Regions from separate parts of the Mus musculus genome. Here regions 1 and 3 are each linked to region 2. Evidence: chromatin loops called from intact Hi-C (ENCODE). Cell type or tissue: left cerebral cortex. All regions are shown on one strand.

Evidence for each region. Hi-C counts contacts between places; a loop is a spot of excess contacts. Peaks named below come from ENCODE experiments on the same cell type or tissue, not always from the same donor. Only the 100,000 strongest peaks of a DNase experiment are listed, where the experiment ranks them.
Region 1: it touches region 2 in a loop (2.3-fold over the local background); 2 of 42 quality-filtered maps call a loop at or near these places.
Region 3: a loop joins it to region 2, with 8 times the contacts of the local background. A loop is called at or near these places in 2 of 42 quality-filtered maps.

What each region holds. Positions count from the first base shown.
Region 1 is chr17:4,513,168-4,521,167 of GRCm38, forward strand. No RefSeq gene overlaps it. Among named protein-coding and RNA genes, the nearest start is that of Gm34259, 95 kb to the right of the region's middle. In left cerebral cortex, a CTCF peak has its summit at 3,828; DNase peaks (open chromatin) are centred at 2,738, 3,195 and 3,843; H3K27ac peaks cover 1,566 bases.
Region 2 is chr17:4,721,386-4,729,385 of GRCm38, forward strand. No RefSeq gene overlaps it. Among named protein-coding and RNA genes, the nearest start is that of Gm23186, 47 kb to the left of the region's middle. In left cerebral cortex, no CTCF peak of the experiment used is centred here; DNase peaks (open chromatin) are centred at 3,916, 5,150, 5,726 and 7,128; H3K27ac peaks cover 1,023 bases.
Region 3 is chr17:4,459,631-4,467,630 of GRCm38, forward strand. No RefSeq gene overlaps it. Among named protein-coding and RNA genes, the nearest start is that of Gm34259, 150 kb to the right of the region's middle. In left cerebral cortex, no CTCF peak of the experiment used is centred here; DNase peaks (open chromatin) are centred at 4,824, 5,257, 5,854 and 6,315; H3K27ac peaks cover 859 bases.

The sequences.
Region 1 (8,000 bases), 210 kb before region 2:
ACACAGGGCTCCCAATGGAGAAGCTAGAGAAAGCACCCAAGGAGCTGAAAGGGTAGGCAACCCTATAGGTGGAACAACAATATGAACTAACCAGTACCCCCAGAGCTCGTGTCTCTAGCTGCATATGTAGCAGAAGATGGCCTAGTTGGCCATCATTGGGAAGAGAGGCCCCTTGTTGTTCTTGCAAACTTTATATGCCCCAGTACAGGGGAATGCCAGGGCTTAGAAGTGGGAGTGGGTGGGTAGGGGAGCAGGGTGAGGGACTTTTGGGATAGCATTTGAAATGTAAATGAAGAAAATACCTAATAAAAAATTGGAAAAAGAAAAGAAAAAGAAAGCTCTGGGCCCAATAAGAGACCTTGTCTCAACAAAACAAGACAGACAGCTTCCTGAGAAGCACAAACAGTCCTCAAATACATATGCACACACATACACGGACACCTGTATCCATATACGTACCTAGAAAAGTACATGTGCAACCACAAAATAAATAAATATGCTCAGTCCAATGGTTGGCTACGAGTATCCGCCTCTATATTGGTCAGGTACTGTAAAAACCTCTTTGGAGACAGCTGTACCAGGCTCCTGTCAGTAAGCACTTTTTGGAATCAGCAATAGTGTCTGGGTTTGTTATCTGCATGAGGGTTGGATCTCCAGATGGGGCAGTCTCTGGATGTCCTTTCCTTCAGTATCTGTTCCACTCTTTGTCCCTGTATTTCCTTTAGACAGGAGCAACTCTGAGTTAAAAATTTGAAGATGCGTAGGTGGCCCCATCCCTCAACCAGGGGGCCATGTCTAACCTCTGGATATGGTCTTGACAGGCTTTCCCTCCCCTTTGTGGGATATTTCAGCTAATTCCCATTGGATCCTGGGAGGCTCTAGCTTTCCTGGCATCTGGGGCTTTCTGATGGCTGCTCCAGTTCCCAATCCCCCACTGCTAAATACCTCTGGTCAATTTCCTGGCCCTCTGTATAGCTCCTCCATCTCCTCCCATACCTAATTCTGCCCCTCTTTATCCCTTCCCCCTCTTCTCTTCCTCCCAAATCCTTCCCACCCTCTACTTCCCTTGATTATATTGCTTCCCCTTCTAAGTAGGACTGAAGCATCCACTCTTTGGTCTTCCTTCCTCTTGTGCTTCATGTGGTCCATGAGTTTTATCATGAGTATTCCACATTCTTTGCCTAATGTCCACTTATCAGTGAATACATACCATGTGTGTTCTTTTGTGACTGACTTCACAAAAGAACTGAAAATATTATCACTCAGGATAGTATTTTCTAGATCCATCCATTTGCCTGCAAATTTTGTGAAGTCACTGTTTTTAATAGTTGAGTAGTACTCCATTGTGTAAATGTACCACATTTTCTGTATCCATTCCTCTGTTGAGGGACATCTGGGTTCTTTCCAGCTTCTGGCTATTATACATTTGACTGCAATGAACATAGTGGAGCAAGTGTCCTTATTACATGTTAGAAAATCTTCTGGGTATATGCCCAGGAGTGGTAAAGCTGGGTCCTCAGGTAGTACTATGTCCAATTTTCTGAGGAACTGCCAGAGTGATTGTACAAGCTTGCAATCCCACCAACAATGTAGGATTGTTCTTTCTCCCCATCCTCGACAGCATCTGCTGTCACCTGAGTTTTTGATCTTAGTCATTCTGACTGGTATGAGTGAGGCAAAATCTCAGGGTTGTTTTGATTTGCATTTCCCTGATGACTAAGGATGTTGAACAGTTCTTTAGGTGCATTTTGGCCATTCGAGTTTCCTCAGTTGAGAGTTCTCTGTTTAGTATTGTTTCATAGAAGTTATCTACCTTGCTTTATGAGATAAAGGCTCTCATTAACTCAGAGCTCAACTAGGAGGCTGGGCTAGCTGGAAAATACCAGTAATAGAGGCTTAGATTCCAGTACCAAGCACCAGAATATGCTAGAAAACACATACACAGAGATACAGACACACAAAACACAAAGAGAGACAGACACACACACACATATAACACACACACAACACACACAGATTCATATACACAGACATACACAAAGACGCACACATAAAACAAACACAGAGACATACACATACACATATACATAGACAACACACACTGACACACATAGACAGAAGCACACAGACAACACACACATAGATACACACACATCTATGACACACACAGATACACAAAGACATACACATACAACAAACACACAGAGATACACACACACATACAACATACATATGAACATACACACAGACACAAACCTACAACATACACAGATACACACAGAGACACACACAAAGACACACACATACAACAAACACACAGAGACAATACACACACAGACAGAAACACACAGACACACACACATACAACACACATATACATAAACACAGACAACACACACAGATACACACATAAAACATACACACAGACACACAGACAACACACAGACACATATGACACACACACAGACATACACACATATAACACATACACACACACTCTCACACACCATGGATGCATGAGTGTAGAATAGGGGTGAAAGTTGAGTACTGTCAGGTGAGTTAAGAAACAGTGAGTACATATCTGCAGCCCATTCTTCACTGTAGGACTTTTCAGAGGGTTGAATACATTCACTGATACTGATATTATATTCTCCAAGACAGAATATACTACATAGCATCTGCCAGGCTTCTGTCACTGCAGAATTCCTTGTGCAAGGAGCACCACTAACAGCTCAGAGATCACCAGGCCCCTGAGAGGACAGCACAAGGGACACTGTGCAGACAACACCGGCTATACACAACTGCAAACACACTTACTTAGGGTACCAGAGCAAAGCAGCTGACTTAGTTTGTTTGCAATTAAAAAAGTCGAATAACCAAAGGGCAGAGAACAGTAGAGGCCGAAAGTCTGCCTGAGACATGTTGCCATCCATCCCAAGGACATAGGTTATTTTCAGTGTCTTTTAATAAATCTGAAATCCCAAATCAGGATGGGTCGGAGTTGCTGCCTTCTGAACGTCTCTGTCAGTCATGACGATCAGGGTAGGGTCTCTTCCAGGAATGAGCAGTATGAGCAACTAGAAAAAGAAAGACTCCTGCAGAAACAGAGATGCAGCATTGTAAGAACTCAGACTCACATGGCTGTGGGAAGCAGATGCCAGGAGGCAGCGGTGGGCGGGGTGCTCAGTACATTCTGCAGCTCCAGCCTGGGAAAGGTCTGGGTTCCTTGAGCTTTATGTTACTTGGGGATTGATTCTAAGAAACAACCATGTTTTGTGTCTTTAAAAGCACAAATACACACAACACCATGGTGGACAACCAATAAGAATGGAGACACAAGAACTGGCTGTCGGTACTGAGAAGTGGAGAGCGCCTTCACCAAGCACAGCTCCTTTGTTTCCTTTAAATGTTTTGCAGGCAGAACAGCAAACGAGAGAAAGCTGTATCTAAGTTCCAAGAGTCCTTTAAACAAGCAGAAAATACACTCCGGGTGACAGAAAAAGCATCGAATCATAGTTCAATGGGCAATGACTGCTTTCTTGGTGCTATATAAAAAGGGCATTTAGAATCAATTTGGGCTTAGAATTGATGAAATGGATAACTGGCTTTTTATAAATGCATTGTAACTAATTCTGTCTTTCTCTCTAAAATATTTTTAGAGCTAATTCTGCAGTAGTGAAAATCCCTCCCGATATTCACTAGCTATCATTACAGTGAAATTTGAGCACTGCCCACGGGTCTCTTGTTTTTGAAGGTATCAGAGTTGTCTGCCTTGCCTTGCTGGAAGTCACCAGCATGCCATCTCCCAAGCAACAGCTCTTTAACAGGCTTCTCTCTCTTGGCATGCCTTCCTAGAGAGTGAGGCTGTGCGCTCCACCAATTCTCCAGAGACAGCCTTGCCTCTTCCAAGACCTAGTTTTCCTCTGCAATTTCCCTTTATAGCTGAAGCCAGTGTTGAGGTCATTTGGCCTGAGCTGATCTCAATTACACCTCTCTGGCTGAAGCAGAGGTAGGGGTGACCCAGCCTGTTCTCCCTGCTTCATTTCCCCTCAGTAAAACACAGGAATCAGAGAAGATATTACCCCGGTCCCCATAGCACAAACATGCTAAACATACTAAAACAACTTCCACAAATGACCCGAGTGCTTATAGAGACTTCAGTTGTGTGCAAAACAGGCATATGATATCAAAATTAACCATTTGCTTTAATAAGCTTACATAAGTAATTTATCATTTGCAAATTACCAAATACAGAGGCTTACATGGTTTTTAGCTACATCACAGATACCTCACTGAATGGCTTCCCCTCCGTTTTTTCAGAGTTATAATCTTCTTCAGTGAAAATATTTTTAAATTGAAATAATGGGCAGGTATGAAGAAATGAATTCTAATGCTATCTAAAGCCTTGAGGCTGCAAGGCTTCTATGGTCAAGTTCATATTTTCTGTGCCCCTAGCCCAGAATGCAGGCCCATGGTGGGACAGGCGTGGCCTCCTCATGTGCCGAGTAAATGAGCTAATCGTTGACATTGAGCAATGGATAATGAGGCCGAAATGGAATGTCCAATGCCCAATACAAGTGTTCATTTACATCATTATACACACACACACACACACACACACACACACACACACACACACACACAGAGTAGTTGACTAGATTGTTCTTTCTTCCAGACTCTCCTGAGGATGCTGTCCTCAATATTACAGAACTTGCATTACCATCAGCCTGAGGGTAATGCGTGGTTGGTGGTCGACATTTGTAGAATAATCTGTAGTGTGCATCTTCGAAGCCTGCAAAGTCAGTCTCTCTTTCCCCTCCCCCTCCCCCTCCCTTTCCAACTTCCATTCTCTCTCCCCTTCCCCTCTCCTTCCTTCTCCAATTCTTTCCCCCTCCCTCTTTCTCTCCCCTTCCCCTTCCTCTCTTTCCCTTTTTCCCTCAGGAGGAACATATTCTTTGAGGGTGAAACTTTCATTTTTGGTTAAAAAAAAAAATCAGATGCCCTGCAGGATCCTTCAGAATGAAGGAGAGGCAAGTCTTGGGCTGGGATGAGATATGTGCCATGGATCCTCTGCCTTGTGCCATGGATCTTCTGCCTAGACCTTGGCATATCTAGGGGACACCTGCTCCATCCTGTGCCCATGACAAAACAGGTCAAAGCCCAGAGAAGTTGAGACATGAGGAGAAGAATGGCTGGATAATAGGATGGTAATCAAGGGCAGGGTTGGATCCCAGCCCCTTTACTGGTTGAGGGTTCTGAGACAAATGGGGAAAATTTGCAGTCACCATCATCAACATCATCACTACCACCACCATCATCATCATTATCCAGAGTTTCAGACTGGTATATCACAGAATGAGAAGCTTAACATAAAAAGTGACATTTCTTAATATCACACACACACACACACACACACACACACACAGTCTTCCCTGACCAGTTCTCCTTTCTACTTGTCCCCATCGCTTACATCATAGATAGTGAAAGTCATCTACTGAACTAATATGGACATTCTATCAGAACAAACATTTCTACCATGTCAGTATCTCTGCACAGAAAATATATTTGATGTGTGAAAAGAAAAAGTATAGAGGCATAGCGAGCGGAGGACAGTGCCATTCTGATCTTTTTCAACCATAAACCTGCAGAGGTGGGTGGGTGCACACAGGGGTCTTGTGTGCATAGGTTGGCCCTGTTTAATTCTATGTATTCTATTTATCTGCTGTTGATAAGCGCTACACTCTGTGGTTTGGCAAGTCTGGATAATTCAGCTGGCCACAAGTAGCTGCTGTACAGCTAAGTGGGAAATCTCAGCCTTCTATCACTAATCAAGCCCTCACAACTGACAGAAGGACAGGGTACAGAAGCCGGGCATGCCAGCAACCATAATGCTTTGTAAATTGTGAATTCATTATTGGGGTGAGGCAGAGATAGAAATCCAGAGAGACGTCCTTCAACAATCTCACACTTAGTGTATAGGACAAAGCAAACCAGCTGCAGTCGTTATGTCACTGGGCTTTAAAAAGTGTTTCTTTACCTAGAATGTCTGAATTTATCAGTCTTTGTCAAGCAGAAGAGGAGACTCATGGGAGGGATGAAATACATTCCTCTCCCTACATATGTCCTCTCCCTACCCTCCCGTCCTCTCTCCATATGTATAGCCTGGGCAAGTTGTTCTTAGCTCTATATGGAGGCCTGCAGAGAGAAGTTTAACTGATGGCCAACACTACAGTGCTTCATAAACTTATTTATGTTTTCCCAGTTGGGCCTCCTCAGAACCAAGGAGTCCTGGAATATGACAGAGCAAGGCAGACCCTGGATACCAAGCTGAATAGAAGCTGGTGATGCTAGTGTTCTACATGTGTGTATGTGTACGTGTACATGTGTGTACGTGTGCATGTGTGTGTGTATGCCACGAGAGAGAGAAATGTGTTATGCATATATGTTTATGTGTAGGTGTTTGTATGTCATAATATATGTAGATGTTCATATGTGTGTATATATATGCATTATTTCGTTTATATATATATATATGTCTGTGATTGTGTGTGCATTATGTGGTACATGTACATGTTTGTGTGTACATATGTGTGTAGGCCGAAGGTTGACACTGAATAGATCCTTGAATAACTCTCTATCTATTTATTTGACGACTCGGTGATCTTTCACTGACCCTAGAGCTCACTGCTTCAGGTATGCCTGCTAGCCAATAAATTCTAGCAATCACCCGTCTTCGTGCCCTGAACCCTAAAGTTATAGATACATACTGAGCTGTCCAGTTTCTCTGTGGGTGCTGGAGTCTGAGCTCGGGCCCTCGAGCTTGCTTCCTGACTGCACCATCTCCCTAACTTCAGTACCGCACTGTTTTGGTTCCTCCCTCTAAGGTAACGGTAGGTCAGCTTTACTGTTTTGGTTCCTCCCTCTAAGGTAACGAACGGTAGGTCAGCTTTACAAAGCCCCCTCGTGGGAAGACAGTCGACTCTCCACTCAGACCTATGAGACAAATGAAAGATGAGAAGTTCCAAATTTTGAAAGGCTGGAAGTTTTTCTAGACACTTCATCAAGCAAAAAGAAGAAGTACCCGATCCCATGCAACCTCACATGGATACCTATAGAGCCATGGGCAGTCATGTGGCCAGCAGTATTTAATACATGGGAAGTAAAAAACTAAGAGGCAAATCAGAGATGCCAGAGAGGAAGTAGGGACAATGGAGCTTAGCATGATCATGTCCAAGTTACTGACTCACTGTGCTTCTTTGGAAGTGGAAATATAACATTTCTGTTATGTGCATTATAGGATATTTTACCAATATCAGCTTTCTGAGCATGTAGAAATATTGCCTCCACAAGAAACCCCTCTAAGTGTTCCTGTGAAAGAGGATCTTCAGTCCTTGGTAATTAGACCCTGCATTGCCTTTCCCAACAGAATTCTTTGCAGAGGGGTGGGAGATAGAAAATTTTAAAAATCCCAAGCATGAAAGTTTATATACATGTAATATATATATGCATATATGTGTGTGTGTGTGTGTGTGTGCGCACGCTCACGTGCATGCACTTACTATGTGTGTATATTTATATACACACATATATTTCTATCATCCTAAATATACTTCTCTTTGTGCTCTGATGATGTAGATATCTGTTTACAGTGTAACCCACATCCCCAGACAGCACAGGAACACTGCCCCCCCGCCCCCCCCCAGCATATGAGTGTTATATACCTACCACTAGCTGAGGTCCCTATACTTCCAGTTAAGATTTGAGATGTTTCTGTCTTGTTTCATACTAGACATTTTTATTAAGTATTCCTATAATGCAAAGATGTCTTATATTATATTAACATTTTATGTGATAAAGGCATATCCTATTTTCAAACTATCTAAATGTAGCAAACACAACATAGGAAGTTGTCAGTGGAGACAAACTACAGTTTTCCACCCTGGAAAGGAAGTCAGAAGAGGGTGGCACAGGATGAAACAGTGAGTAATAATGTCTGGAGC
Region 2 (8,000 bases):
TCTGATCTACTATGGCCTGGTGTAAATGGATAATCAGACCTGCAGGTATTAATTAAACTCATGGTTCTATTTATTTAGGACTCTGGGGATTGAGCAGACAGCAAGTAGCAATAAGTACTTCTGAATGTTCTCTTTGGCTTAATTACTGTTCCATAGTTAGTCCATCAAATTGATATACAATCAACAAGGCTGTACTTACTCCATGGCACTGGTTTAGAGGGAGAATGCTTCAGGTCTGCCAACAGCTCTCTCTTATATTAGCAGAGCCTACTGGAGATGCAGGACAGGATAGACCTGTGGAGGTCTTTCATCCAGCCTACACATAGCCATTTGTCAGAAGTGCCTCTCCCCACAGATCTATTTAGACACAACCTTGATTGGCAGTAGATGGTTCTTCTCACTAACCATGCCATCAGACTCGGCCTCTGTAGACAGGACCAAAAGAAGAGCAGAATTGTCAAGTGTGTCTGGCTTATAGGGCTTCATAGATGACCACCACTGATAATTAAAAGTGCAGATTCCTGAAATCTAAAGGGACTCAGGAGGTTAATGGACTCATTTTACACAAGATGAAACTGAGTCCAGAGAAGCATGGTGGTTGGACTAGGGTCACACAATGTCTGAGTAAGACTGTTTGGTAGACTCAAGAGCTTTTCAAGTGAGCTTAATTAAAGTGTGATTTATTAGGAGAGAGGACTCTCTAGGGATCTAGCCAGAGTATTTCATGAAGTTGAAAGTTATGAGGATTCCCATCTCTGCTGATCCTCCTATGGATCTGTTTCCTCCTTATATCTGGAAATGACTTAAATGTTGTGCCTTGTGGCTGCAGCTGTCATGTGGCTCTCTAGTTACCATTGTACCAAAAGCTGGTCACAGCTTCAATGCCCAACAGCTTCCATGTGTCTTCCAATTCTATAAATTATGGGCTTCAATGGCTCATCTCAAAACCAGAGTTCAGACAGGAGAATATAAACAGCTAGGAGCATGGGCTACCTATTCCCACCTTCTGCATGCCCTGGGGTGGGAGAGGCCCAGCAAAGCTTTGTGAAAGAGAGACACCTAGTATGGTGGGATTACAACAATGATGTCGAGATTTCCCCTTCCCACCTGCTATCTTCTACCATCTTTCAGTGTTAGTTCAAGGCTCACTATTCAGTTGACAGGGACCAGAATTCAGAGCTGGAATTACTTAAGTGGTGGAATATATAATGTGGCCTTAGGACAAGCACAAAAAAAAAAAATTTAAAAAAACATAGTAATAAGCTCCTTGATGTTTTGTCCACATTCATAAATATTAAGAGGAAAGGAGGGAGAGAGAAAAGAGGGGAAAAAGAGAGGGGGGCGGGAGGAAGAGGGAGAGAGGGAAGAAAGGAGGGAGAGAAGAAGGGAGGAAAACAGGGAGGGAGAAGGGAGGGCATGGGTCAAAGGGGGTAGGGAAGGAGGGAGGGAAGGAGGAACCGAGGAAGGGGAGAGAAAGAGGGAGGAAAGGAAGGAGGGGGAAGGGACAAAGGGAGGGATGAAAACGAGGGGAGAAGGGAGAAAGGGGGAAGGGAGGAGGAAAGGAAGGAGGGAGGAAAAGAGAGAAAATCAAAGATAAACAAAAGTAAGTGGCGCTCAGACAGCACACTTCCTTCTGCGCATGTTCATGGAAGCTTCTGCTGAATAGAGGTCCCTCCGAGGGGGGCCATCCAAGTCATGAGCAGAATGTCACAAAATCGCCTGCTACCACATGATCCAGTAATGATATGCACACTTCACCCCTAGTAACTGAATTGCATCGGCCAGAGATGAATGCTGAGGAAAGAACTGACCACACCCACCCTCTGAAAGACAGAGGGCAGGCATCCCCCTGCCTCATCTCCCATGCCCTTATACTTAGTGACTGAGGCACAAGTTTATTCACATTGCTCTCTCCTCGCTCCCTCTTTTCATTCTCCCTACCTGAGCTTAAACAAACCCAAGCAGATAGTAATGAGAAAATACATATCATAAATATCAAAATTCAAAATCTTAAATTTGCACTCATTACATCTGTGGGAAATGTGCTCAGCTGGTGGTTAGGGGAAGCAATCTCTAGTCCTCTGCAGGGGACAACAACCCACCTGTGGGACAAAATGAAGTGTCATTTTGGTCCCAAGTGTATAGGTTCCAATAGGTGCTGTCTTGATCTCTTTTCATGGATACCCAGTCATGCTTTCAGGAAACTAAGTCATTCTAGAAGTTTCCATTTATCTCCAGAGCCAGGCCACAGGGGATAACTGCTGGGTGAGTAAATGGGCCTGTGCCAGCAAGCTTATTCTGGGCTCTTCCCTCTGGGATCAGTTGGCTTGTGTGGGCCATTCATTTTCTACCACTGGATTCTCAGTAGAATACAGGAAATTGAGACCAGAGAGGTGGACCTTGACTTTCTCCAGCATTAGCATTCCTTTGAAGAGGCCATTGTACTCTAGGGGGACTTTCCCAAGAGAAGTCACTATCAAGTTAACTTTTTGTGAGAGGACATGAGAGTCAATGTTGACTATGTCTATTCACCCCAGACAAGGTGCCGAGGACACACCAAAGTCCAACGAAGTCCAATCAGTCGGTTTGCATGGCTTCATCACAGAAGCAAGATGGGAGGTCACGTACCTGAATACAGATGACATCACAGGCAGCAGAATTTCGTAAAAGTCTCAGGCTAGTATGGGTGACCATGTCCCAAAGCTTCATAAACGCCTCTGCCTGTCAGTTAATCTCCTATCCTCTCTACACTCTAGTCATCACAGCCACCACCACCCAGGACTAGGGCAGAAGCAAGGCAGCAGGGGGCCTAACAGAGAGAAGACATGTAACCCCAGGTCAGGGTGTAACGGCTTCCTCCACCCTTTTTTCTATGACAGAGTGCAGATAGGCCTGATCAGATGAGCCAAGTCATGTGTGGGTCAAGCCAAGTCACTGCTGCCCTTGTAAAGATAACAGTGGCCATGCTATGCTCAGAAGACAGCAGTCCACAAGTACAAAAGTTAGGTACATAGTTAAGAGTCTTAGTTTATCACTTAAAGCCTACCCTTGAACCTGGTCCTGGTTTGTAAGCCTCAAATGATTCTGGAACTAAAATAACTAAGGCATTTCAAGTGTGGGATATAAGGCAGGGGGGATAGAAGTACCAATTATCTCCAAATCCACCTACCAACTCCATCTTTATAAAATATAGGTAAAGAAATGGATGGACCAAAGAGATTGAAGCCGCTGTCCATGGCCAGAGAGGCTATGGCTGGGATTATAGCCTATGTCCTCTGGCTCTAAGCAGGAGTCAGTTGTGCCTGAACTGAGCCTCACACAATCGTGCTAACTCCTTCTTCAGGAGCCTTCTCCTCCCCAGGATCTCACAACTGAGATCCCTGGACTTAGTGCTGGGGAGCCCTGCAATGCTATAAGAGAGAGTAGATGCCTCGTCGTGATACACTGAATGCTGTACCAGCAAGTACCAGTAGTCAGTAAGCAATGGCTGAAGTTAGCATGCAGTAGAAGAGAAACACACTTCAGGACCGAGCATGGTTTCATCGCAATAGTCACACCGCTCTTTCTTAGGGGTCCTAATGGTACCACCAGAACACCAGCAATGGCAGCCAATGCAAGCACAGGAAAATGCACAGCCTCTCATTCGGGAGCTCTCTAGCGTTCTACAATAACAGCACTCATTGATGACCCGCCTCACCTGAAGCCTGAGGCTTTTTGATGAGAATACTACAGAGTTATGTGACATTCCATAAATCACACCATAGAAAAAAGCTTGGAGCATTTTCTCAAATCTGTATAGAATCCAGATCTTTTTTTTTAATCTCTTTTCACCAGGCTGGTTGAGTGGTGGGTGTCTGGGTGGGTGGGGTGAAGTGAATGACAAGCTGGTGAGAAACTTCCCTCCCTCAAAAAAAAAAAAAAAAAAAAGGAGTCAGAGAGACATCATTTGGGGAAGTAACAGGTAGATCACACATTAGAACTGTTGATGAGAAAGGTTTAAATCTGCCAGAATCCTGAATTCAGAACAGCCCTGGCAAGAGTGGGAGGAAGGAGAACTCAGCTAACCTCTATCTGTGCAGGACTTTCATCCGAGGCAGAGCCCAGAGGGGCTTCTCTGTAGTTCTCCTCTTTTAACTTCCTGTAGCCAAAAGGCAGACCTAGATGGTGCTGTGGGCCTGGGAGCCTCCTGAGCTCCCCATCTGTCCTCTACAATGTCCTTGTCCTTTCTCAGCCTCCCTACACTGTGACTACCTCTCAGTTATCTCTTCTCCCTGCCACATTAGGAGACGGACAGATAGATGGACAGAAATTCAGAGCCTGAAAACATGAAAACACGGGAACCATGAGTGTGATGGAAAACTTCCTAAGAACAAAACACAAGCATACACACACATGGAAACATACATGTACATATATGCACATATGCACATATGGACGAACAGACACAAATACATACAGACACACATGCATTCATTCATACACATGGGTACATAGATACATATATACATATATATATATATATATAGAGAGAGAGAGAGAGAGAGAAACAAATAGACACACACACACATGCACACACAAATGCATACACACAAACACCTAGACAAAAACAAAAAACATACACACAGAGACAGACACATAGACACAACACACATACATACACAAAACACCCATATATACACAGACACACACAGAGACACATACAAACACACAGACATACAGACATTCAAACAGACACACACACAAAAGCACACAGACATACACATACACACACAAACACACACAAAGTCATGCACACAGACATACATACAAACACATACACACATAAACACACAGAGACATGCACATATACACACACAGCCATACAAACACAGACTTATGAACTCATACACACACAAGCATACAGACATAACAAACACACACACTGAATCTGGGCTTTGAAGGAGATATTTCATGATGTAGCTCTCAAGCCATCGGAAAAGTCCAGGCTCAGCCTGACCTACTTAGGCAGCGTTCTTACCCGCGTCTCTGGCAGAGGAGATGTATATTTAGCACAAGGGAATGACGCACCCTCAGACCCACTCTCTGTTTAGAGAGCACAGCAATTTTTGCCTTTTTACATCCACCCTCCCCAACTGTCTCCATGAGCGTGGATATGTAAGTTAAACGCCTCTAAAAACCCGTGAGTTCCAGGAATTCTGCAGAAATGCATCCCCGCACTCACTGAGTGCGTGGGCTAAAATGGCTTAAAAGGAAAAGACCAGACACAGCTGATCCATGTTTGCTCTCTCCTCTCAGTTGGCAAACCAGCTGCCTGGCTCGGCTGTTGTTAATGCACAGCGGAGATTTACTGAGGCTCCAACATGCAAACGACATAAATTTAAGCCAGGGAAGGCTGGGTGTGCAAAGGGAAGGGCAGAGTCGACGCTATTATCTTGCTGACTCAAGCCAAAATAGACATTAGTTACAATTACCTGGGTTTTCAGGAGGAAGCCTTTTTAACCTTCATTATTGGGATAATTACTTCAACTCTCACCTTTTGTCCACGTAGTCAAAACCTGAAAAGTTTTACTCCTTTGTAACAGTCACCTCAAACTTTTTCAGACATGGTGGCCATGGAGATAAGACAGACCACATGCAGGTAAAGAGCATGCTGCACAAACAACATGTGGCTTGCTTCAAAGGCATCCTCGAGAGAAAATTGTGCAAAGTGTCTAAGATTCAAATCCTTGTGCTGAAAACAGGAAAGGCAAAGTTCAGGGCCCCAGGGCCACTGCTTCCATGAGCTGTGCATGCTTTACCCAAGGTGCACTGTGTCTGTCTCCCCAGCAGATGTTTGCTTGGTGAGTTTTCTAACCCTAACTGTGCTGACTAGAGAGAACTGTTAAAGGATGGGATGATATGAAAATGACAACACTAGCTCTGCAGTGTTGGAAATGGATCCTGTGTGTGTCAGACATTGGGTTCGTGTGTGTTAGACGTGGGGTCTGCATGTGTTAGTCATGAGATCTGGGTGTGTTAGGTAATAGTGTCAGACAAGATCTGTATATATTACATGTGGGGTCTGAATGTGTTGGTCGTGTGGTCTGCATATGTTAGATACGGGGTCTGCATGTCTTAAATATGGGGTTTCCATGTATTAGTCATAGGGTCTGTGAGTATTAGATGTGGGTCTGCATGTGGGGTCTGCGTGTGTTGGTCATGTTGTCTGCATGTGTTAGTCATGTAGTCTTCCATGTGTTAGCCATGGGGTCTGCATGTGTTAGTCACAGGGTATGTATGTGTTAGACACACACTAAACCCCATATCTGAGCTAACTTCCTTCCTGAAGTCTTCAGACTGGCAGTGACAAAGCAGGAAGCTAATATGTGCTTGCTGTGTAGAGCCGATTCTTGTTAAGACCCAGCGCCCTACAGTTAAACAACCACTGTGGGCAGCTTTGCAGGTGCCTGGAGTCCTCCTGCTAATGGGATGGCACTGGGGTTGGAGGGCGAAGTAAATGAAATACAACTATGTCAGCTTCTGCTCCATTAAGAAAGGGGAAGAAAAAAATCAATGTTTGTCAAATATAGAAGGATAAAATCAATAATGAAAGAAATTTTATTTTCAACCTTCTGAGGGAGTATTACAAAGAAGAAAGAGTGAAAATTATTATTATTTATTGATGTATATAACACCTTTTGAAAGCCTCAAAGTGTTTTATAGGATTACAAACTGCCTTCATCCTTTCCTGCGTACAGAAGGCGTGGTCCTGCTCTTACAGCCCTTGCTGGAAGTGGCAAATGCACGAACTTCCAGGGCAACATGATGTGGCCTCTGCAGGATGGATATTTAACGCCAGAGTTTGCTTGCTTGTTTGTCTGTTTGTTTGTAACAGAAAGGAGTCCCTGGTGCTGTACAAGGTCAGCCGCCCTCATCTTATGGAAAGTTCCCAGGGAGGGAGCGTCATAACCCACGTTTTGTTGGCTAAATGAGAAGCACAGGCTATCTCTCCACCCCTCCCCAGTGTTCCTGTCGGTTGGAACAGGGGAGTTGGGGAGAAGCAGCCACCTGCTGCCAACATCTTAATGCAGTTCCTGGCAGAGAGTTTTGATAGATGGCTTCAAAGCCAAGGGTATGAGAGGCTGAACAAAACTTTCCAGGGGACGAATCATCAGAGGTGTGAGGCAGGAGCAGGCGGAGCCGCGGAGGGCTGCAGCTGTCTGGGAAATCAACGTTGGAAATTGTCAAAATGAAATCCTGTGAGACAAACCTTTCTGCTTCCACGCATCTGTTTCCTTCTCATTTGAACTTTATAATAATTCTTTAAGAAAAGAGAATGAGAAGTGCTTGCCCAATGTACACAGGTTGGCTACATGCACGTGGGCAGCCCAAAAGCACCTGGCTTTGTTTTTCCAAGAAGGGCTAAGGACGAATCCTAGCCTCTTAGAGTCAGAAAAAAAGAAAAAATAAGTTAGGTAGTTTTTGTCCCAAATTTTAAAAAGAAGCCTTTCCACAGAGGGAGGTGGAGTCATTACTTTAACATTGTGATATTGCTGGAATGAAACTTGACAAACAACACAGCTTTATTTTGGCTCCTGGTTTCAGGGAGTTTCAACTCATCATGGAGGAAAAGGAAAAGGTATGGCGATCCTCTCACCCACGAGGACAGCAGAATGTGGCAGAGGCTGCTCACACCATGGCAGATCAACTAGCAGAGACTACAGCGGGAACCAGAGAGGGGAAAAACCTTTCAAACCTCCCCAAGTGAACTGCCTCCGCCTCCGCCTCCGCCTCCGCCTCCGCCCCCGCCCCCGCCCCCGCCCCCGCCCCCGCCCCCGCCCCCGCCCCCGCCTAATAGGCTCACCCACCTCCCACAGGTTCCACAGCCTCCTAAAACTGCCTCACAAGAGCAGAAGGATTATTCAAACATGAGCCTGTAAGGGACATTTGGGAGTCCAACCATAGCAAAGGATAAATCTAGAGATGAATTTATTGCTTTGTAGAAATTGTATCTACTCATT
Region 3 (8,000 bases), 260 kb before region 2:
ATCTGCTTCTGAGAAGGTCAGAAGATGAAAAACAGACTCTATACTCGTTTTATTTCTCTTGGAGCTGTGGGCACCTAATCCTCATGGCAGTTGGCTATCTTCTCCTGCTAGTGGAAGGACTCGAAATGTTGATCTAAGCCTAGAATCCATGCAAATCCTGACCGGAACCTCTAACCCAGACATAATAACTTAGTTACCCTCTTCCCAAATTCTGGTTGGCCTCCACCCCAATGCCAAGGTCTAGCTTGTGTGCTCTGCCATCTCATCTGGGTAGTGATCAAAAGGTCTCTCCCAACTCTCTAAGCAGACAGGCTCAGGACATAACTTCACTGACCTAGATAAGATGATAAGATATGCTCTCTATGACTTCTCCTCCTCTGTCACACAATGCGTTCTCTATATGAGTCCGGACTTATGTCTCTTTCAGTCGGGAAACATGGCAGTCTGCCTTCTCTCTGCCTTCAGGGTCCATAGGAAAAGTTCTTTCCTTCTCTCAGCCTGGATAGCCTAGGCAAATCTTTCCTTCTCTCAGCCTGCATAGCCTAGGCAAATCTTTCCTTCTCTCAGCCTGCATAGCCTAGGCAAATCTTCAGAAGCTCTAGATTTGGTAAGCTGTTCTCAAAGAACTTGGCGATTGGCTTGGCAGTTCTCCATGGGAAAGGAAAGAAAAGACAAATGCTCCCCGCTGAGGACAGAGCCCTGTGCTCCCCCTGAGGACATAGGCCCTTGTGCTCTTCCAAGCAGCTCTCTCTTTGGATTCTTCTGCTCACACAGGCCACATAGTATGCAGGAGGTGGGTTCTGATGTATGCGTTCTGTTTTACCTCTTGCTAATCCACCAAGATTCCTTTTTTTTTTTCTTTCCATTTTTTATTAGGTATTTAGCTCATTTACATTTTCCACCAAGATTTCTTGTACTCCATCCTTCTGAATATGAAAGAGACTGCCTTCTACCACATGTTCCCTTACAACCTCCTACATAGTAACAAATTATTACCACAATGCTAAAAGCACAAAGGTGTCTAACCAGAACCATCATTGCCCAGACTACTTTGCAGCAAAGCTTCTGGATTCAATTGGTGAGTAAAGAATTGGATTCATCTTTAAGATCAGAAGGCAGATACAAGGGCAGATGTTTGCTAAGCTCTTGCTGTTGGGGTGCAAGGTCATGGCTTCTCCAGAGAATGTTTTCCCAGTAATGCTCAGTCAGGTCTTTGCCAGGGCATCATTCCTTAATTTGAAGCATCATCTTTCACCCAGAGAGGCAAGGGATTTCCTAAATCATCAAGTCCTGCTTCCTTTTCTGATTAAATTTTTCCTTGGTTGTATCAGTTTCTTCTCATGTTTTAGTATAAACTCATAAAAGCATCCAGGAAGCACTATCAATGTCTATCTGAAATATCCTTCAAGAAGACCATGGGGTTCACAAAGCATATATTTTTGCTTCAACATTAATATAGGTAACAACCTTGACAAACCCATCCCCACATACCTTGTTTCACTGTCAGATCTTCACTCTCTTTTAAGCCCTGGGTGGATCTTCAAATTGTCATTCTCTGCTGGATGTCCTTCTGGGATCTGTTCGATTTTCACCTCCAATACCAAATCCCTTTTTGTGGTATTTGATAAAAATACATCAGTGAGCTATGGTTGTATAAGAAATTATCCCAAAATGTCATGGCTTAAAACTACCATTGAGTCTCATAGGTTCATTGTGTCAGGAAATCAGAACACTTCAGCAGTTCTCTCTGGCTGCCTTTCATCATGTCCATAAAGCTGGTAATCACCTCAAAGCAAGTCTGACATAACTTTAAGAACAGAAAAAAAAAAAAAGAGAGAATACAAGATATCTTAGAATATATTTTCAAGGCAAAGATGTACCTAGAAACACATCGTTCTTTTAAGAGGAGGGCAATGTCCAAAGGGCCCATGAACTAATCTGAAAAGCTCTCAATGGCCAGAGCTAACATGATTTGAGCAACATAATAGCTTAGCATTTTGGGCTGCAGTAGCAAGAGGACTACGCACAGGGTAATTTACAAACCAATGATATTTATTTGGCTAATAGTTCAGGAGGCTGAGAGGTCTGGGGGCATGGTGCCAGCATCTAGCAAGAGCCGTCATGCTAGACTAGAATATGGCAGAAGGACAAATGAGCACAAAGGAGAGAAGAAATCAGGCCAAGTCACTTTTACAATCATATCTGTCTCCTGGTAACTAACCTCTCCCACTATGATGGCATTAATCCATTCATGAGAGCAGAGCTCCCCAGGACTCAGCCAACTCTTTAAGGTTCCACTTGTTAACATCATCACAATGGCGATTAAAATTTAACATGAGTGCTGGAGGGTACAATCAATCCATCACAACAATAAATCACAATGAAATTGAATGGCTTACCCAATGAATACAATCAATACCAATAGACCCATACAGATATAAATAGGCAAGGGAGCAAGTGAATAAACAAACAAAAGAGAAGGGATCAACCTTTCTTACATAATTGATTGATAAGCACAAACTGTCTGATTGATAAACACAAGAGGAGCCACCAGAGATCTGCTTGAAGACCGTGTGTCCTGGGTGCATGCCTTTCCACTCCACCTCTGCCCCAACCTCTATTTGCATTTTCAAATCCTTGTATGAGAAGTGTCTAGAGAAGTGTCTATTTGCATAGATAGTGATTAACATAGAAAACTACCAAGTCTGACCAAGGTACAGAGAATATGAGACTGGAATGTTAGGCACTAAATGAGACGTCTATATCATGTACCTCCTACCAAGGCTCAAGAGTCTTGGTTGTCGATGAGGCAATAAGACTGACTATAAGAGCCAGTGGCTATGTGTGACTACAAAGAAATCGTGTCTCCCAGCCAAGGCAGGACAGCCGAGCATATGAACATACAGGACTTGCAGCAGCATACATAAGACCTTTGCAAGCTTAAGCCAGATCAAATCACAACAGATAGAGAGGAGGTGGACACAATGCCCCACCCCTACAGCAGGAGCTATTGGCAACTATTAACTTCTGGGAAAGAGGGAGTCAGTTTTCTTTAAGACTATAGCTCCTAACAGGTCAAGTATGCTCCAGTGGAAGACCACACATCTAAGAATACTGAGCAATACATATATGGGTTAAAAAAGAAAACCAGGACACAAGGTTGGCTGGGTAGGGAAGTGGCAATGGATCTGGGAGGAGTTGAGGAAAGAGGGATGTAGGTGATCTAAACTCACTGTATGAAATTCTCAAAGAATTAATTTAGAAAAAAGAAGAGGTGAAAAAGAAGCACTGTAGGCAAATGACAAAAAAAAAAAGTTTTATTTGGAAAATCCCATAATGAAACTTAATTCTCTGAAAGCCAATACAAGTTATGTAATTAGTTTAAATAAGCAAATAAATGTACTCCTTTATCTTCAAGAGTTTAAAAAGTAAAATTAATGTAAAGGGAATCGGGAATTAAGAAAAATCACTTATGATTAGAATAGAATATCCATTGCTGCAAGCAACACTCATTGACAAGTGCAACAAATGGGAAGTTTTCAAAAGAAGCAGGATACACCTATTCCTCCATGTAAGTGGAGTCAGGTTGCCCAGCCCAGGGGAAGCTGAGAGACTTCACTGTGCCTCCATACATGACTGCTTGGCAGCACAGCTTGCCAAAGACCATCAGTTGCCTTCCTTGTGAATGCTACCTTTGTGCAGCATCAAGAAAGTCTATCAACCACCATCCAAGCAAAGGCTTACATTCAAGTTGTCAAGTATGGTTTTTATTGAACATGCTGTGGTATTCTAAGCCATAAGACCATACATCAAACCATAATAAGCACTAGCTATTTTATTTGTATCTCATATTCATACCCTTCTGCAAATTCACTAACTAGTATTCAGAACATGACCACAAAATCCTGTTACTCCTCCCCTGTGGTTGAACTTAGTGCCCTGTTTGTACCAACTAGATGAGTGGAAAGAGTTAATACCTTGACTTTCCCAGGGAGAAAACTAGCGGATCTCACTTAAAGTCAGTGACCAAGGTTAATGTCATCTGATCAATTGTGCACACTGACATGTTCAATGACAGGAATATGGTGTTTCTGTGCTACCCTGCCCCAACACCTATAACCTCAGCTTGTGGTTTAGTCTGGGTATTAAATAGGTCCCAGGTGCTTGATGATGGTTAGGTCTTCACCTGCTGGAGCTGCTGAGAGGTGGTGAAAGCTTTAGTAGGTAGGGTGAGGTCAGTTATTGGAGACCCAACCCAACTCCATTCCATTGAGCCTACCTTCTCGTTCTTTCCTTTCTTTATTCCTCCTCCTCCTCCTTGTTCCTCTTCTCTTTTCTTCTCTGTTTCTCTCTTCTGCCTCTGTCTGCCTCTGTCTCTCTGTCTCTCTGTCTTTCTGACTTTATATCTGTTTTTCTTTCTCTCTCTGTATCTCTATCTTTCTGTGTCTCTGTGTCTCTATGTGACTGTTTCTCTGTCTCTTTTACTCTGTCTCTCTCCTTATCTCTGTGACTCTGTCTCTCTTTGTCCCTGACTTGTCTGTCTGTCTCTGTCTGTCAACCTTCATCTCTGTTTCCCTCTCCCTCCCCCTCCACCTTCCTTCTTGTCCCCAACAAAGTAAGCAAAGTGAGCAGTGTTGCCTCCCTCCATATTCCCCACCTTGATGTGCTTCCTCAGCACAGGCCCAAAAGCAACAAAATGAGGCTAAAACCCTGAAACCAGGAGCCAGACTGAATCTCTCCTCTTTTAAGTTGATTTTTCTCAGACATGTTACCATAACAACAGAGAGCTAGCACAGCATATTTTTGGTTTAAAAAAAAATCAGATAAATTCAGATGAAGAGACATTGTACAGGATTCCTCAAAACGTTGTTAGCCAAGAAAGACAAAGAAAAAGAAACTGTCAGAGACTGGAAGAAGCTGGATTGGCATGATGGCCAAATGCATAATGGGATCCTGGAAAAGAAGAAGAAAAAAAAGTTAATGGAAAAACTAAACCATGTAAATGAGGCCAATGGTGGAACTGGCAGTGTTACAGCACCGCTAACCTCTTAGTTTTGATAAGTACACTGTACAACAGTAATAGCATCAGAAGAACCATTATGGAAACACCCTGTGCTTGGTAACAGGGATCTAAAATCATTTCACATGTTAAAAAAAAATGTAAGACTGAAGGTGATTTCCTGGCAGGCACAGCTGGAGGGATGCTTGCCTGTGAAGGAGGAAATGGACTTGCCAAAGGAAATGAGAAATGAACAAGAGGCTGCTATGGATGCTTGCTTACATCTCCCAAGAAAGTGTCCTCTGCATTTCAGACTGATTAGCCTTCCGTGCTGGCACCGGGCTGTGACTCTGCAGGGCTTCTGTGATTTTATCACTCCTGTGATCTTGTGTCTTACCATGGGGTAAAACATACCTTTCCACCTCTTTGGGAGAGTCTTGCCTTGGTGGTCTAAGGCTGGAAGTAATACCTTTTCCTTAGACTAAGCCGGGGTTCTGATGCTGCTCCGTGGGACATAATCAATATCATCCCTGACCACAAAAGCGCAGCAGTTTATGTTCAACCCTGTAATTGATGTGTTTGTCATGCATGCTGCAAGCCACTTATACGGATTTACCAGAAAAGCAGATCATTCAGCCAAACTAGCCTATTTTTCTATAGATGAGCTCCACTGCACCCGGGGTTGATATCAAACTCACTATGTAGCTAAGACTAGCCTTAAACTCCTGAGCCTCCTGCCTCTACCTCCCAAGTGCTGGGATCATCGCTGTGTGGTATCACACCTCATTTGCTTAATGCTGGGCTACTTCATGCAGGCTAGACTGAGCCACATCTCCACCCTCACGCTACATTCTCACAATATACTTTATGGATGTGCATTTTTCTCTCCTTTATATTCAGCAGAAAATTCACTCACATTTATTGTAAGTACAAAAAGGCAAATAACTTTGAGCAATAATTGCATGATTTGTCTAGGACAAAGCTTTTGTTTTTCTTAAACGTTGATATGTTGCATCACCCAGACAGAAAATACAGCCCAGAGTGTAGGATACACACATACTCACCATAAAAACAACCATATTGTAACACCAAAATTTATTTATAAAATTGGTCAAGGAAATTGAGTTTAACATATGCTGTTATCATCCAAGAACATTTAATGAAATCACACTTTGTATTTATATAGCACCTTTCTTCTAAGGAGCAAAAATATGGCTCAGATATTCTTATTCTCACACCACGCTTGACAGGTGGGTAAGTAGCAACATTTAGACGGAGTTTGAATCACTAGAAAGCCAAGATGTGCATAGAGAGAAGAAAAAAGGCACACACAGGAAGCCAGAGGCTCGGAACGTTCCAACCTCGTACCAACTGGGTTCTACCTACACTTTTCTCTGAAATTTTAACTGCTAGTTGAATACTGCTGACAAGAAAACGGGAACAAGGGAGATATAAAAAATGGGTTTATACCAGCCCACTCAGGAAGCTAATGGGAGGAAGGCCAGACTACAAGACTATTCAAGGCTAAAAATAATATCTAGACCTTGACTGTCACCTTAGCTCTACACATCTGCTCAAGCCTGAGTCCCACAAAAGCCACCAGACATTTTCATTAAGGTCCGGTGTGTTTTATGGTAAAGATGCCTCTGCTCATCAGTCACTATAGATTGGATGCATTCATGGCAAACCAATGATCAGTGTAGGCGAAATCAACATGAGGAGCACAGGAATTCTTGTGTAAAGGATGTTAATGATTGAAAGACGTGGGTATGGTGTAGTCCTGGGATACTCTCAAAGCTATCCCAAAGAATTAAAAGTCTCTTCAAGGTAAACACCAACTATAGACCTCTGTTGGAGCCTGAAAGTTTATTTTGAATAAGAAAATGGCCGGGGAATGCATTTCACAGGCACACGACTGTCTTTGAAAAGGTTGTGACACCATGTTGCAATCTTTGTACTCTGTGGCATCCAAACTGCACTCTTCACTTGTTCATCTTTGTCTGATAACGTAGCTGAAAACACTTTTGAGGTCCATCCTGTTTTCAACAGCACCAGCAAATCTTGGGAGACAGTCATACAGAAAGGATAAAAGTTCCCACATTCTGAGTTAAGGAGACAAACAAAAGATGTGTATTACATTCTGGAAACAAGCTTGGATAGTGCAGGAAATGAGACAAAAATAACCAGTGATACTCCATGCTCCTGTGTAGTAGGGGTGGGCATTCTGCAAGACCGGTTAACATATCGCCTATGTACCTTACATGAGTCTCCCACACAGACTCCTTTGGGGAGAGTCCCATTTTATAGACTGAGGAGGCTTTGTATACTTGTCAGACAGAGGTCAGAGAGACATACAACTGTCTAACTCCAAGCTGGATACCCAGCCAGGCTTTTTGCTTCTCAATTTGTACAGAGAATGGAGTACTTCGTACTTTTCATTTCTTCCCACATGCTGAAGAAAAACCATAAACCATCACTGCTTTTTAAGATTTTTAAGTGTGTGCATGGTTCCATGCGCGTGTGTGTGTGTGTGTGTGTGTGTGTGTGGGTGTGTGTGTGTGTGTGTGTGTAGTGGTGGCAGCTTCCAGATACCAGAAGAGAGTATCAGATACATTGAGGCCGTAGTTATAAGCATTTGTGAGCTGCCAACATGGGTGGTCTTGAAGCATTTGCTTGTATCTGAACTTTTGTGTTTATGATTAGTTACCAATGGTCTCTAACTACTGAGTCTTCTCTCCAGCCCCAGAAAACGTCATTCTTACCATTAAAAACGTGGAATCAGAAGTCCACACAAAAGCTGATCTGCAGGAGCACGTTCTAAAGCCTATAGATCACGTGCTGCCACTACTCTGATATTCACGGACTAAACTGTAGGATAATGACTCTGCTCTGCATCTTTCCCAATTTGGAAATCCATTAGGCTGTGCACCACAAAGCTGAACATATTAAAAAAAAACCAACTCTTTCAACCATCTAATTTATGTAGATCTCAGTAAATTAT